Regions from separate parts of the Homo sapiens genome. Here region 2 is linked to region 1. The links are chromatin loops, found by intact Hi-C in ENCODE. Cell type or tissue: transverse colon. All regions are shown on one strand. Links, peaks and the distances in the headings refer to the core of each region. The heading gives the core; the rest is flanking DNA. Region 1 overlaps CYP19A1 (cytochrome P450 family 19 subfamily A member 1). Region 2 overlaps TNFAIP8L3 (TNF alpha induced protein 8 like 3).

Region 1 (8,337 bases), core at 15-8,014:
GGGCTAGTGCCCAGATGGGAATGCTATGAGCATTCTCAGCCTACTAGGAAGAGGGCACCACAGCCCAGCTGAGTGAATATCTGTTCTTTGTATATAAGAGATGCTTAGCAAACATTTGATGAATGTGTGGATCAGTAGGGTATTTAAGTGTATAGGTGAACATGTCAATTAGAATTTGGAAGATGGATTTATTGTACATTTAACGTAATACAGAACATTGTTCCCTGAGATAAGGGAACAATACACTTACAAAGAACACATACACTTAAGGACAGAGATAAGAAAAATTGAATTTAGATTAAGGTGACTTTATTTTTCATCCAGTCTGATCCCTTCACTTTAAAAGGATGTAGGGCCCAGAGACTTAAAGTATCTTACATAGAAAGAGAACAACCTGAACTAGGACCTGACCCCACCCCGTCCAAGTGTTCTTTCAACCACACTGCCAAAATGCCTATACATATTTATGCAGCTGGTAATTCATTCAACACATATTAGTGTTTACAATGTGGCAGAAACTAACAAGGCATGAGAATAAATATCAAGAATGATACCTAGTCACTGGAGTTTACTGTTTAGAACAGGAATCTCAAACTCAACTGTCTTCAGGACTAGGCAAATAAAAGCAGACTATGGGGGCCAGGTGCAATGGCTCATGCCTGCAATCCCAGCACTTTGGGAGGCCGAGGTGGGTGGATCACCTGAGGTCAGGAGTTTGAGACCAACCTGACCAACATGGTGAAACTCTGTCTTTACTAAAAATACAAAAAATTAGCTGGGCGTGGTGGCAGGTGCCTGTAATCCCAACTACTCGGGAGGCTGAGGCAGGAGAATGGCTTGAACCCAGGAGGCAGAGGCTGCAGTGGGCTGAGATCATGCCACTGCACTCCAGCCTGGGTGACAGATTGAGACTTTGTCTCAGTTAAAAGAAAAAAAGAAAAAGCAGGCTATGGGAATGTAAGACAAGGGAATGGAGGTTCCTGTGGCAAACTGAAGAGCACCTGACAGCACTCACAGGTTTTTTTGTTTTTGTTTTTTTAATTTAAACATTGTGCCTGCCAAATCAGAAATTGGAAAACATTGTTAGATTTAGCCTTTTGATATCAATTTTTAACCCTTAACTAGAAGTCACAGGCTTGATTTCGCTACCAGTATCCAGAAATCTTAGCTAACTCTGGCACCTTAACATGAAGTGTAGGGTCTATGTAATTTAAGGGTATTTATGAAGAAATAAAATAGTAATTCACTTACTCATAAGCACCAATGTTTTCAATTAAAGCAGATCATTTTACCTAAATACATGGCAAATAAATCTGTTTCGCTAGATGTCTAAACTGAGTAAAAATAGACAATATTTTGACTTTTTTTCCAGCAAGGATTTGAAAGATGCCATAGAAGTTCTGATAGCAGAAAAAAGACGCAGGATTTCCACAGAAGAGAAACTGGAAGAATGTATGGACTTTGCCACTGAGTTGATTTTAGCAGAGGTACTGACCTGAACTAACTGTAATTCCCATGCCACATATGTTATGACTGTGTAGAGGTGTGTAAAGATCCCCTTTTGTAACTGTTGCATATTTCTGCTTTTAAATACTTTCTCTAGCAGTTCTGTAATCCCAATCCAAATAGCCCACACATTAGATATTTCAGTAAGGCTTTTAAGATTGGAACATTCTAGTAAGACTGACTGCTAAGATTGTGACTCTTCTGTGTAACAGTATAAAATATGAAAACAAGTTGGGGGAGGCCAAAGACACTACATATACATAGACAGTCGGCCTAATCGTTCATCTTTCAGCTAAAGATTGTCATGTAAAATGTCCACAGTCAATCACAGAGACATGTGGTTTCTATGATTTCATTTTGTTGAGGTTGTTGATCCTTGAGTGTCACCTCCCCTCATTTTTTGAAACTTTGATTCACTTTTCCAAATTTTTCCCATCTTCCAATTGTTCAGAAACGTGGTGACCTGACAAGAGAGAATGTGAACCAGTGCATATTGGAAATGCTGATCGCAGCTCCTGACACCATGTCTGTCTCTTTGTTCTTCATGCTATTTCTCATTGCAAAGCACCCTAATGTTGAAGAGGCAATAATAAAGGAAATCCAGACTGTTATTGGTAAGAATTTATCAAATAAATAATACATCTTAAAAACAATTTCTTCTGAATGTCCATTTCTTATGTCCTAAGAATCTGATATCAAACATGAAATTTTTTATAATTTGCTCCAAACAATAAAGCAAGACATTCTGTCACATTTGATTACACCAGATAGACGGAAAAGATAGCTCTTTCTGTGTTCTTAATCATAAAAATGATGCATGCTCATTGGGAGGAATTTAAATCACAGAATGATGTGTAAAGCAGTAAGTGACATCCCCCAATCCTTTCCGCTCTCCTCTCCAGCCTCATCTCCCCTCTCCAGTGGCAACCATTGTTAATAGTTTGCTGTGTATTTGCTAAAATCTTTTTCTATTTGCCCACAAACACATATTTATGGTTGGATTTGTCCATTTTACAAAAACATGGGATCATATACAATGTTCTGCCTACCTTGTCAGTTACAAAAGACTTTTGTGGACTCTCCCAGGGAAATTATCGTCCCAGGGAAGTGATAGTCTATCATTTATAGCACTGTTTCTGGGCTTCAAGCAGCCCCTTCACAAATGAACTTCCAGTTTGTGGCAGAAGGAAGAGGAGAGGATGACAGCAAAGACAGGGTAGTGATACATTTCCCTCTCCACTCCAATCCAGTGATGCTAGCCCCTTCCTCTCCCCTGCCCTCTGCAGGGGAGCTTCCAGGTCCACACTCAGGTCTTCTCCAACTCTACCGCCTCACTACTCTGTCTCTGCTTCAATTTCATCCTGCTCCACTCTTCTACAGAAACAAGGCCATCTTTGAAAGAAATCAAACTTGCTTTCTGGGAGAAAGCAGAATTCCTCATTTGACACTTCCTTCACATAAGTAATCTTTTAGGAACACATTTCTTACAGATGTGAAGAGAGATCACAGAATGTGGACTTCCCTCTCTTGACTTTACACAGACCCTGCAAAACAAGTTATTTGGTTGTAGAAGGGCATCATCTTTTTCAAACCATTGGAGTGCTCCTTGAAATAGTTAAACGTAAGGGAAAATTTCATCGAAGGGTTAAATATGGGAGAGAAGGGATCTGCAGATGCCTCACACAGGTGGGAAGTTTCCAGGCAAGGTAGATAGCAAGGATACAGAATAACATCTGGAATCCAAATTCCAGCATGTTTTCTTGAGTGCCTCCTAGCAGGTTCTCAGGTTCTGTGCCAGGTGCAGGGCTACAGCCTTGAACAAGCCAACACCACCCCTGCACTCACGGGGCTCATGGTCTGGTGGGAAAAAGAAAACAAGCTCAATACAGTAAAGAGAGACCGAAGGAGGGCATTCAGAGAAACCATAAGCCTTTAATACATATTGAATACCATTTATTTGAGAGGTGAAATGTACGTGTACATGTTAATGTTCCCCTGACACTTCAAAAGGCCTCTGCAAAGATGGAAAAGCAGCAGAGCCATTTGCAAGCGTCCATGCTCCCTCCTGTGTGCCACACACAGACTCGCTAACTACTTCCTAGTGAGCACCTTTGGTCACCTTCTCCATCATCTTCTTTTCTACCTCCCAACCCCAGCTATACAGGCCCCATTAGACCCTTGAGTGTGCCAAGGGCAGTATGTAAGAGGAAGGGCCATGAGAAGACTCTGACCAAACTAGACCTTTCCTCAGTGGCTTCGTTGTATATGAGACAGGGCTGCCTCAGGACCCTGGGCTATTTTTCATCCTGCAAAAGTGGCATCTCTGAAGCTTTACCATGTCTGGGAATAATCTAAGTCTCTTTGACCAGTGTCAGGCTAATCTGAGACAGTGAGGGTGTCCATCTATCCCCAGCTCACCCAGGGCTGATCTGAGGCACCTATTTTGTCGTGGTGGGGAGAACATCCTTGTCACTCTACTGCAGGTCTTTCTTGATGAGATGCAGAGGGACTATCAGTGACATGTATGGGCAGATGACTGCACAGGTAACCAGAAGAGAAAATTTCATTGAAATAGATCAAATCTGCCATCTCACTTTGACTCTGCAGCAGCCTGTGCATCATCTCTGGGATGGTTGTGGTGCCAGTTTGCTCGTAAGTGAAGAGAGGAAATGAATGTCCCCTACAATTTAGAGTAGGGAACAAAAACTCAAAGATTTCAGAAAGCAGGCACATGAGATGAATGTTTGAAGCAGATTGGGTGTGGTCTAGATGGAACTGTATGATGTATGCCCCCTCTAAACAGGTAATTGGCCACTCAGCGTCAGCCCATTATTGCTATGTGGGAATGTAAGTTCAGCATCACCAAATTTTCTGGACATTCAGACTTTTCTATAAACTCCACCAGTTTTTAAGGTAATTGGCTTCATATCTGAATTTTTATAAAACACTCTGTGGCCCAAGCATAACATATTTGGCCCTGGTTGCTGGTGTGCATTAGAATTAGAGCCACAATTTTTTTCAACCAAGAGCAAACGGTTCTGTGGAAAAAAATAGAAGCTTTAATACCAATCACAGATGGAAACTAACATTACCTTCTTTGTTCCTTTTATCTGTTTCCACAGGTGAGAGAGACATAAAGATTGATGATATACAAAAATTAAAAGTGATGGAAAACTTCATTTATGAGAGCATGCGGTACCAGCCTGTCGTGGACTTGGTCATGCGCAAAGCCTTAGAAGATGATGTAATCGATGGCTACCCAGTGAAAAAGGGGACAAACATTATCCTGAATATTGGAAGGATGCACAGACTCGAGTTTTTCCCCAAACCCAATGAATTTACTCTTGAAAATTTTGCAAAGAATGTAAGAGCCCTTCCTTAAAACTGAGTGTGCCACTCTTGAAAATGTCAACTGTTAAATCCTCTCTGGTTCTTTGTGTTTGCACCATAAATACTTCATTTTTCTTACTCATTCCCTCTGCCACCTCACCAGGAGCACACACGTCCCCTAGCTTGGAGCAGGGCTCCCGTATTCATCCTCAAGCCTTCAAGGATGTTGGGTCTCCAGCTCTAAGAAGTATCTACATGGTGGCCACAAAATAGGTCAAAATGTGAAAAAGCTGGGCCCTTCATTTGGCTAAAATGAAGTGATTTTTGTTTAACCCAACCAACCTACTTTTCCATTTAAACTTTGTCATCATGTCATCACATTCAGCTATAGCACCATCTGAGCAAAGGAAAGTCCACTACTGCTTCAGATGAAAATCAAATGAGACCAAAAGATTTGGTTTTTGCAAAGTGCCTTTGGCTCATCAAATGGCCCCATGAGCAGTAGGTCCCATTCTAAATAGGACTTAATAATTAGAAGAGAGACAGTTTTTCTTTTTTTATAATTGATGTGTACTACAGATTCCACCTTCATTATGTCAAATTTTAGGCAATATGTTTTTCAATCTGAATTACGTACGCAGTTCCCTAAGTGCCCTTTTTTCAATTTGCATATGGTGTAGAAACATGATGCTAAATAATTCAGTACTCTAATTCATTTTGTTTCTACACGGGCAATCCAGATAATGCTATGTAAATCAGTCAACTGATCAACAAAAATTTATTGAACATCTACTATATGCCAGGCACTAAGTCCAAATGTGGACAAGACAGCTGTGGTCCTCATTAATTTTCTGCATAACTACAAATAGTTAGATGCTTGGCACTGAATAGGCCAGGAATCTACATCCTTGCTTGCCTTTATCTCTTATATGGTGTCACACAAAAATAATCTTTGCCTTAGTGACTTATAAAACAATAGTAAATCTGTGGCTATTCCACAGAGCTACCTGATTATACTAACACTTGCTGTAATAAGATTTGGTTTGCATTGCTTTACCCCAGCACATGAAAGGCAAAACTGGGGACTCTCTGAGGTTGGGTCAGAACACAGGGGGTGAATGAAATAGGACATAGAAAGGGCTTGAGTTCCAGTTGTTCATCTGAGGGGATGGAGGGCATTGTAGCTGATAACCCCAAAACAGTGTTCTGACTGACCCATGTTTTCAGAATGAATCAAACAGAGACTGAGTGACTCTAGCCTTTAATATTCTGGCTAACTGTCTGATCATTTTCATAGGTTCCTTATAGGTACTTTCAGCCATTTGGCTTTGGGCCCCGTGGCTGTGCAGGAAAGTACATCGCCATGGTGATGATGAAAGCCATCCTCGTTACACTTCTGAGACGATTCCACGTGAAGACATTGCAAGGACAGTGTGTTGAGAGCATACAGAAGATACACGACTTGTCCTTGCACCCAGATGAGACTAAAAACATGCTGGAAATGATCTTTACCCCAAGAAACTCAGACAGGTGTCTGGAACACTAGAGAAGGCTGGTCAGTACCCACTCTGGAGCATTTCTCATCAGTAGTTCACATACAAATCATCCATCCTTGCCAATAGTGTCATCCTCACAGTGAACACTCAGTGGCCCATGGCATTTTATAGGCATACCTCCTATGGGTTGTCACCAAGCTAGGTGCTATTTGTCATCTGCTCCTGTTCACACCAGAGAACCAGGCTACAAGAGAAAAAGCAGAGGCCAAGAGTTTGAGGGAGAAATAGTCGGTGAAGAAACCGTATCCATAAAGACCCGATTCCACCAAATGTGCTTTGAGAAGGATAGGCCTTCATTAACAAAATGTATGTCTGGTTCCCCAGTAGAGCTCTACTGCCTCAACCCAAGGGGATTTTTATGTCTGGGGCAGAAACACTCAAGTTGATTAGAAAGACCAGGCCAATGTCAGGGTACCTGGGGCCAAACCCACCTGCTAGTGTGAATTAAAGTACTTTAATTTTGTTTTCTGTGGAGGTGGAAAAGCAACATTCATAGTCTTTGGAGAAATGCTTAGAAATTCAGCATTTGACCCTTGCTGTGAATTAAGCCCAATTAATTCCTGTTTGTCTACATATGATCTGTCTGTGGCAAAAGTTTAATCAGAGGAAATTCTTTCCCAGTCTGTCGATTTATGCCTCAGCCACTTGCCTGTGCTACAATTCATTGTGTTACCTGTAGATTCAGGTAATACAAACTATATATAATCATCAAGTAATACAAACTAATTTAGTAATAGCCTGGGTTAAGTATTATTAGGGCCCTGTGTCTGCTGTAGAAAAAAAAATTCACATGATGCACTTCAAATTCAAATAAAAATCCTTTTGGCATGTTCCCATTTTTGCTTAGCTCAATTAGTGTGGCTAACCAAGAGATAACTGTAAATGTGACATTGATTTGCTCTTACTACAGCTTCAGTGATTGGGGGAGGAAAAGTCCCAACCCAATGGGCTCAAACTTCTAAGGGGTACTCCTCTCATCCCCTTATCCTTCTCCCTCGACATTTTCTCCCTCTTTCTTCCCATGACCCCAAAGCCAAGGGCAACAGATCAGTAAAGAACGTGGTCAGAGTAGAACCCCTGAAGTATTTTTTAATCCTACCTCAAAATTTAACAGTTACCTGAGAGATTTAACATTATCTAGTTCATTGAATCATTGTATGTGGTCATGGATAAATTGCACACCTTGGAATTCGCTTTCTAAAGGAAATCAAATGAATGGAGGAACTTTCCAAACACCACTTTACTTGTGTTATATAGCCAATATAACTATCTCTACTGAATGTCATTGAAAAACTAAAAAATTAAACTTATTTACAAATAGGTAAATATTTGTCATTGAATCCATTGCCATCCCATTTGACTGTTCTTTTCATCCTACTGTCTAGTAATAAGCTGAGTATAAGATGACAGTGTAATCTCCCTGAAAGCAGGAGCTACTTTCTTTCTTTTGTAATCTATTTCCATCCCCATTTCCCTGTCCTGTCTCCCTGTATTCACTCCCAAGCTCAGTTCTGAATAGACATTCCTGCTCAGAGATACTCCCAACTGATGCAGAAACCAAATAAAGAGGTAGGTATTCCAAGAATTCAAGAATGGACATTAGTAAAGAATAAAACATTTATTTGAGCTTGGAATTATTTGGATCATCTATATGGCCTAAAAATATATGGACTATGCCTGTGTACCTGAATACGTATGTAGTCAGGTCAAGACAATCATCCAAATAACTTAGACCCCTAAAAGCAAGGCCAGGATTTGCAATTTAATGTGTCCCAATTAATTCACTTGAAAATTAGTAACACTCTGTTTACGTTGCCTCTGGCTGGAGCTGCATGGTGGAAGAAGCCCAACTTTGGATCCATGTACTTCACCCATCCAATACTCTTGGGACATTTATGTGTATTTTATCTGTATATATGAAGCCAATGTCTATGTCTACACAGTC
Region 2 (8,337 bases), core at 274-8,273, 140 kb after region 1:
GCTGGAGTGCAGAGTGCAGTGGCATGATCATAGCTCACTGCAGCCTCGAACTCCTAGCCTCAAGTGAACCTCCCACATTGGCCTCCAAAGTGCTGAGATTACAGGCATGAGCCACCATGCTCAGTCTGATTTGACTTTTTAAATAATTGTACCCTGTATTACTTTGAAAATAATTTTCTTAATAAAAAGAAAAGAAGTGACAGAGCAACCTGGTGAGTGATGTGGCAACCATTCCCAGGTGAGAGTGTCTCAGGCCCCTGGTTGGAGGACATGCCAGCTCTCATTATCATTATTGTTCCTGACATGAGTGTGAATGCATTTCAATAAAATGTCATGAGTGAGAGCCATGCATTCAAGCAATGAACATTCTCTGTTTCAGTCCCTAGCTACAGTTGCCCAGATAAATAAGCCTTGGTCCCTGCCCTCAAGGAGTTCACAGACCAGTGGGTGATAAAATTCCTCATCCAGCTAGTGGATGACTGATTGCTCCACAAGGTGATAAGTGACAGGGCAGGTGATTGCAAAAAGAAATTGCCTAGAAGTCAGAAGTCATTCAAATGGAGCCCTGGAAGCTAAGCAGGAATTGGGCTGGGAAGAGAGTAAGAGGTCAGTGTCCCAGCACAGGGACAGAAAATGCAAAAGTGCAAGGGGACCCAGGCCTGGTGCAGGTGAGACCTGCCTGTGGCCTGGAGCTGGGAGCTTAGGGTTTGTAGAGGGTGAAGAGAAGACAGATGTCAGTTCAGTGGCCTGGTGTGCCATGCTAAAGAGTTGTCTGGGCTGTCTTGAAGGTTATGGGAATCCCCTCAAGGCCTTTTCTAGAGGAGCAGCATCATCGAAGCCTGCTGTCAGCCTGGTGTGGAAAATAGAACAGTAGCTGGGGTAGAGAGATGAGCAAGGAGACAGACAAGCATTCGGGGAAGAAACCATGAGGGTCTGTACTGAGGTAGCGAAAGAGAGGCAGAGGAAGGCAGGTGCATTTAAAGATGTTACAGAAGCTGAATAGACAGTCGGAGGCCTCGTTAGATATGGGAGGTGAGGGAGAGAAATAAGGCAAGGATGGTCCCCAGGTTCTTGTCTGGACACAGGCCGGTGGCAGAGTCACGTATCATACAAGGAGAGGACTTCAGGAGGGTTGGAGAAAGGAGCTGAGAGAAATGTTGAATGTGGAGGGGGAGGGATCAGGCAAGCAGTTATGGATGGGAGAGTCCCCTGGACTGGGGAACATGCGGGGCAGGGGTCAGTCCATGGGACAGGGGTGGCATCTCACACTTGGGAAGTGTCTAGCGAGAGAAGAGGACCCTGAGTGAGCTCAGGAGGACACCCAGACATGAAGCATAGACAGAGGAGGAGGAGGCCTGGAGGAGGCTAAGGAGGGCCAGAAGAGGTGGGGTTAGGAAAGCAAGACCAACAGAGGGTCCCCTGCTGCTGGTGACCAGGTAAGCCGTGTGTATCGGGGTGCCCTCAGCGTTCCAGGATTACAAGTAGTTAGCATATCTGCCCCCCGGAAACAGCCTTTAGAACCCCCCGCCCCCGCTTATATTTGTGACAACCGAAAATGCCCTCCCATGTTTCCAAACACTCCTCAGGGCCAATTACAAGATTATTTGGTGACCTTGGTGAGAGCGGTTACCAAGGAGTCTGTGGTGAAAGCCAGGGAAGAATAAAACCACAGCTCCTCTGTCCTGCCGTGGCCATTCCCTCCTCAGGCCTCTTCCGGGGCTGCCCAATCACTATTTATTTTTTGAGGTTTAAATGTATATTATTGAGTTCCTAGCACATGTCAGGGACGCCACGGTGAACACGACAGTTAAGGTGATGCAGAAGTTTTTGCCCCTTAGTTCAGCTAAAACGGGGTTCTTGTCACATGACCAGGAAAGATGAGGTCCGCAGACACATTGAAAGGTGAGGGGAGCAGAATTTATTAAAAGAAAGCTCTCGGAGAAAAAAATAAGTGGTCCTGCTAACAGGCTTCCACCTCACAGACTGAATTCCAGGCCAGCACACTCGAGCTGGAGTCCAGGCTCCTCCCCCTGCCCAAGGCGCGAAATCCTGAGGCTCCGCCCCCTGTTCCCCCAGTGCGCATGTGCATATTATTAAGCGAGAAGCTGTCGGGGAAGGGAGGGCAGACAAGGGTGTTCTCCCTCTGGGTTGCGGGTTTCTTACGGGACCGGCAGTCGGGTCTTTCAGCTTTCAGACTGTTTTAGGCTTGAATGGGGTGTTTTGCAAGGGACCCCTTGGCTGTCTCCTGTCTCTATCAAAGGTCTCCCCTCTCGGAACTGCCAGGGTACAAACAATTGAAGCCAGGTGGGGGTTCCTTGACTAGGCCCCCTTGCATAAGATGGGAGCGGGGTGGGCAGCAGGGCGTGCTTGGCTTAGGGAGGAGCTGCGCTGAGCAAAGCGGGATGAGAGGCTGGGGAGACAGGCGGGGCAGCTGGGATATGGGACCAGCGGGAAGGGCTGGCCTTGAGGTTTCGGACACGAGTCCCACCCACAGCTACGTCAGCACAGGGCGGCCTGCCGGGGCCTGGGGGCCTGGCAGTCTGTGGTTTGGTCTGTGGGCACTGAGGCCAACACAGGAAGAGGCCTTGGGGAGAGCCAGCATGACGCCTGCTGACCGCACGCTCTGTGGCGAGCACAGGCCAAGGACTGACAGAGGAGGCTGAGGTCTAATGGAGGAGTCAAGGGCCCCAGGGAAACAGGGGAGGGAGCAGCATTTTGGAGGGAAGTCACAGATAAGGAAAGCTGGAGGCTCCAAGGTCGATGCCCCAGGTGTTACACAGTGAGAAAGAAGCAGGAGGATTCCATTTACGAAGAATGGCGGGAGTAGAATGGGGGGCGGCAGGAATCCAGCACGGGAGAGGAGGAACGCGGAGGACCTCTCCACAGGCATCAGCGCACATCTGATGCGTGCCCAGATGATGACAAAAATTCAATTTATCATACTTAAGGGGTTACTATTAAATTGAGAAAGCAAATTAGCAGAATCTTCTAGTCTGCTTTCTCATTTAACAGACCCAGAAACCAGCAGGTAAAGAGATGGGCCCATGGCACACAGTGAGTGCGCTGGGGGTGGCAGGGGCAGGGCAGGGCTGGAGGCCGGGCTCTGTCTTCCACTTCCTGCTGCTGGCTCAGTGGCAAAAGTCAGGACCAGGACTGGGCTCTCTCGTTTTCCCTGTATCCGAGGAGCTAGCTACTCCATGGATACACCCTGGCATCTTGATTGTGCAGGACAGCCATTCTCAGCATCTTTGAGTGACCACACCTGGTGATTTGGTTGGAAAACAGTGAAACCTTTTGGTGGTACTTCTTTACGTTACCATGAAGTATAAAAAATTCTATTCTTAGCCATTTGTGGCCTTAGAGTTTAATTTAGAAAGGAAGCCTGAGAGAAAGTCACATTTCTGAGAAACTTCCAGGAAGTTAAGCCTCCACAGCTAGTTGGCCCCTCCCATTACGTGATGTGAATGGGATTCCCCCTGGACTCAGAGTGGTTCCATCACAGTAGCGGTCCCAGCAGAGCTTAGGAGCCCAACCTCAGGAGATCTTGCGGGTGTCATCCCACCTCCCATCTGCTAACAACATCCCTCAACACTGTCATTCCACAGGCCAGATATTGACCATGACACCAGCAGATATTAAAAATGTGGCTTGACTTGTCTTAAATCCGTAAACAAAACCAGTTTTACTACAGAGTATATGTAAGGGAGATTATAAGCAATATATTACATGTCCCTTTCCTGCTGTTCCGCATTCAGATTGACTGAAATCCAAAAATGTCATTGTTCAGGATTCATATTTCACTAAAAAAAAAATCAAGTAGAACACTGAGGAAGCCATAATGCTGTCTGCCAAATCATCTCCCATACAGAAGTACCTTCTGGTTTCTTCTCCCTCGTGTGTTCTGACCTCTCAAGTACAGCTAACAGTTTGTCTAGTTGTTGTTAAGCTCACTAAGCTGAGGGTTTACATGTTACTACATTAATTAATTAGAGCACCTTCCAGTAGCCTCAGTCCACTGTCACAGGCCATGTTTTGTTTCTTTTTTCCAAGATAGACGAGTTTGTTCCATTTTATTGTTTTGCACATTTTAGGTTCTGCATCCATCCTCCAAAAATTACAGCATTCCAAAGACTGACATTTTTATTGCATTAGACTGTTTACTAATTTCACATATTACGGTGTTGGCATGCTCCCATGGCTCTGAATGTGGCATCCTACTGGTGTCCTTGTTAGCAGTCTGGTGTTCTGAGCCTGAGTTCTTGGGTGCCTGCCGTGGTAGAGAAAGTTTGGGAGCTGCCAGCAGAGAGAGAGAGGATTGCCCAGAGAGACAGAACGTGGACTGTGCTATTCCAAGCCCGACAGCTCCTGAGTATATTAAAATAGCTCATGAGTGTGAAGGGGCGTAAATGGGGAGGCTCCAGGGGTGGCAGGAAGGAGGGGTGCTTCTGCCATGGAGAAAGGGTTTACTGCTGGAACTGAACACTGAGAGCATGGTGGGCAATCCCTCTGGCCCCCAGGTGATGCTGCTGTTGTTGGGTCAAAGACAGGCAGAACCCAAGTGGGCCAAGCAGATAGCTCCGTATGAAAGGCAAAGGGTGGACCTTGTGCTTAGTTCAGAAGGCATTTGAGTACATTCAGTTCCACCTGCACATTGTGAATATGCACCTCCTTCCAGGTGTGGGTCCTGAACTGATGGAATCTGAGCCTCAAAGAACAAGAACAAACACGCTAAAATCATTCATCAGTCATTCATTTACTGAGACATATATACAAGACATATACTGAGTAACTTCTGCATAGTAGGCAGTTCTGCTTATGGGGATTCACAGGTCTTCTGAGCATCAATCCCTAAGAACTCAGCACCGGATGCGGAAAGTAGATGGCCAGTCGCAGTGCAGCACAGGAACAGGGCTACCACTGAGCTAGGTGTGAGGGCCAGCCTCCCTGACAAGAGGGATATAAGGGTTGGCCAGGGGCTCATGGTGGGAGGGGACCTTCAGCGGCAACAAACAACCTGTCAGCTGTGCCTCTTCCACCTGGGCGAGGGTCCACTGGATTCAGCTATGGCACGAGAGTCAGGGCATGGCTGGCAGCCAGGGCAGCACCCTTAGGGAGAGCTGGCTTGACTTCTGGTACTGTTTGGCTGTCATCCCGACTATTTCAGCCAGTTGGGTTAGGGCAAAACCATTTTTGTGAAGAGTTGAGCCTCCTTTTGGCTTTGAATTGGGCAAGCAGGCCTCTGGTAGGAGGGATGGGATCCGGTGGGCAGAGCCAGAGGTCTGTTCATGGAGCTCCTCTTCAGTATCTCCTGTTACTTTGTTACTTAGGAAGGAGCATTAGAAGGGAATCCTACCATGTGCCAAAAGGCACCCTTTTCCCCAACAGGCAGCCTGCTGCTAGGTTGTTACTTTCTGCAGATACTTCATAGCAAAAACTGGAAACAGTTTGAAACCTACCAAGAGGGGACCAGTAGAGAAAATGGTGGCATGTGCTATTGTCAAAAAACAATGATGTAGTACATTTGTTGTCATGGAAAGATATCCTCAGAATGTCGAGTGAAATGCAGGCTAGTTTTACTAAAACTGTCAAAAAACAGTTAATCCCCACCTTACATAAACACTCTCAGACACAGAAAAAGAAGGAAAGCTACTCAATCCGTTTTATGGGACTAGTCTTCTCTGACATCAAAATTTGACAAAGATAGTACTATGAAAAAGTTATAGACCAATCTCACTTTTGAGTATAGTTGCAAAATGCAATATTTACTAGTAGAATTCACCAGTATAGTAAATACATATGCATCATTGACCAAGTAGGGCTTATCCTGGGAATATAATGATGATTTAAATCAAAAAGTCTTTGAATAATTGGTTAAATTTACATATTATAAGATAAATTATATGATCATCTCAGTGGATACAAAGAAATTGTTTGCTAAAATTGGATACATTTCTACTTAAAAGCAAACAATGCCTTAGCAAAATAGGAATAAAAGGAAGATAACTTGATAAGGGGTATCCATCAAAACCCACAGCAAACATTGCATACTCAGGGAAATTTTAGAGACAATCCTGTTAAAGTTAGGAACAAGACCAGGATGCCATGTAATGCTATTCAACACTGTGCTGGATGTTTTCTACCGGTGTTATAAAGCAGGAAAAAGAAATAGGGGGTCAAAGAAAACAATCATTTTGTGTAGGCAATGTTGTCTACATTAAAAAGTCCAAGAGATGCTATATAAATTAGAACTCATAACAGAGCTCGGCAAAATGTCTCAATTGGAGATAAGTATACAGGGATCAGTTGGGTTCCTATGCATCATTAATAACCATTTAGAAACTGTAATAGAAAAAAATTAACAGCAGCAACCAAAACTGTAAGGTAGCTAGAAGTAAATCTAATGAAAGATATGCAAGAGATTTATGGAGATGACTGTAAACATAATTGAAGGACACAGAAGAAGATATGACTAAATGGAGAGACATGTCATGTTAATGGAGAGGAAGATTCAGTATCATAAAGATACCAGTTTAGGCTGGGCGTGGTGGCTCACGCCTATAGTCCCAGCACTTTGGGAGGCCAAGGCAGGCAGATCACCTGAGGTCGGGAGTTTGAGACCAGCCTGACCAACATGGAGGAACCCCATCTCTACTAAAAATACAAAATTAGCCAGGCATGGTGGCGCATGCCTGTAATCCCAGCTACTCAGGAGGCTGAGGCAGAAGAATCGCTTGAAACCGGGAGGTGGAGGTTGCAGTGAGCCGAGATTGCACCATTGCACTCCAGCCTGGGCAACAAGAGCAAAACTCTGTCTCAAAAAAAAAAAAAAAAAAAAAAAGGATCCCAGTTTACTTCAGATCAACATAGAGTGCTCATGGCATTTGATCATATTATCCTAAAATTCCTATGGAAGAATAAAGGCAAGAATAATCAAGACAGTTTCTAAGCAGAATAAAGTGAGGGTGAGGAGGGGCACTTCCCTTTGGACTATCATGACTTACGAGTTATATTAAGAAAACTTGGTTTTTGTACTGAAATAGACCAGAGTCTAATAAACAGAGTAAAAAACTCAAAAACAGATCTATGCAATATAGAAACCTGATATGAAAAGAAGGGGCCTACCAGATAGGTAGCAGAAGTATGAACTATTCAATAAATAGAATAAATCGTGGGGAGAAAAAGATTCCCAACCTCATGCAATATGTACAGATAATTTTCAGATTGATTAAAGACCTAAATGTGAAAAACAAAACCTTTAAACCTCTGGAAAATATATGGTTATCTTTTATCACCTCATGGCAAGAGAAGAATTTTTAAAATGAGATACAGAAACCACCAACCATCAAGGAAAAGATTGATAAATTAGACTATTAAAATTTTAGATTTCTGGCCAGGCGCGGTGGCTTATGCCTATAATCTCAGCACTTTGGGAGGCTAAGAGGAGGCAGATCACTTGAGATCAGGAGTTCGAGATCAGCCTGACCAACATAGAGAAACCCCATCTGTACTAAAAATACAAAATTAGCCGGGCATGGTGGTGCATGCCTGTAATCCCAGTTACTCGGGAGGCTGCAGCAAGAGAATTGCTTGAAACCAGGAGGCAGAGGTTGCGGTGAGCCGAGATCGTGCCATTGCACTCCAGCCTGGGCAACAAGAGTGAAACTCCATCTAAAAAAAAAATAGCTTTCTGTATGATTAAAGACACCATAATAAAGTTAAAATGTAATGCTACAGACTGGGAAGAGATAGTTGCCAGCCCTGTGATCAGCAGAGGCTTAGAATCATAAGCAAAATATACAAAAAAGAAAAATATATATAATTCAACTGAAAAAATGAGTAAATTATATGAACAAGCAATTTGCAGAAGAGAAAAACCTTAATGCCCAATAAACACAAATACATTGACTCTCACCAGCAATCAGGAACATGCATATTAAAACAAGGTACCATTTTATACCTATCAGATTGGCAAAAATTAAAAAGTTGGATGATTTGAAGTGTTGATGAGGAAGTGCAACCACAGGAACTCAAGACACTGCTGCTGGGAGTGAAAATGAGTGCAGTCTCTCTGGAGAGCCATTGGCAGCCCTTGCTGCTGCAGGCCTTGGCAATCAAGTTATAGGTATAGACCCCAGGAGACTGTTGTGTGTGTGCGCACAAGGAGACACTTTTTCCTTGCAGAAAATGGAAAGAACTTAAATGTCCATCAGGAGGAAACTTGAAGATATATATTTATATAAGCAACTAAATGATTAAACAAGATAAATCTTGAAAACAGGATGTGGAATAAAGAGTTGTAGAAGGATCTGTGTAGTATGACACCTTCTGTGTGAAATT

The links. Peaks named below come from ENCODE experiments on the same cell type or tissue, not always from the same donor. Only the 100,000 strongest peaks of a DNase experiment are listed, where the experiment ranks them.
Region 2: a loop joins it to region 1, with 20 times the contacts of the local background. A loop is called at or near these places in 1 of 110 quality-filtered maps.

The regions. Positions count from the first base shown.
Region 1 is chr15:51,208,853-51,217,189 of GRCh38, reverse strand. It overlaps CYP19A1 (cytochrome P450 family 19 subfamily A member 1), which reads left to right. Exons shown (of 10, transcript NM_000103.4): 7 at 1,373-1,487; 8 at 1,958-2,120; 9 at 4,629-4,870; 10 at 6,134-8,337. The coding sequence ends at 6,382. The region is part of intron 1 of MIR4713HG (MIR4713 host gene); the gene reads right to left. Among named protein-coding and RNA genes, the nearest start is that of MIR4713, 29 kb to the left of the region's middle. In transverse colon, for the core only: no CTCF peak of the experiment used is centred there; no DNase peak of the experiment used is centred there.
Region 2 is chr15:51,071,492-51,079,828 of GRCh38, reverse strand. All of the region lies in intron 1 of TNFAIP8L3 (TNF alpha induced protein 8 like 3), which reads left to right. All of the region lies in intron 1 of MIR4713HG (MIR4713 host gene), which reads right to left. Among named protein-coding and RNA genes, the nearest start is that of TNFAIP8L3, 19 kb to the left of the region's middle. RefSeq lists enhancers at 737-896, 1,943-2,237, 2,502-3,058. In transverse colon, for the core only: no CTCF peak of the experiment used is centred there; DNase peaks (open chromatin) are centred at 2,068, 2,494 and 4,238; H3K4me3 peaks cover 625 bases; H3K27ac peaks cover 2,148 bases.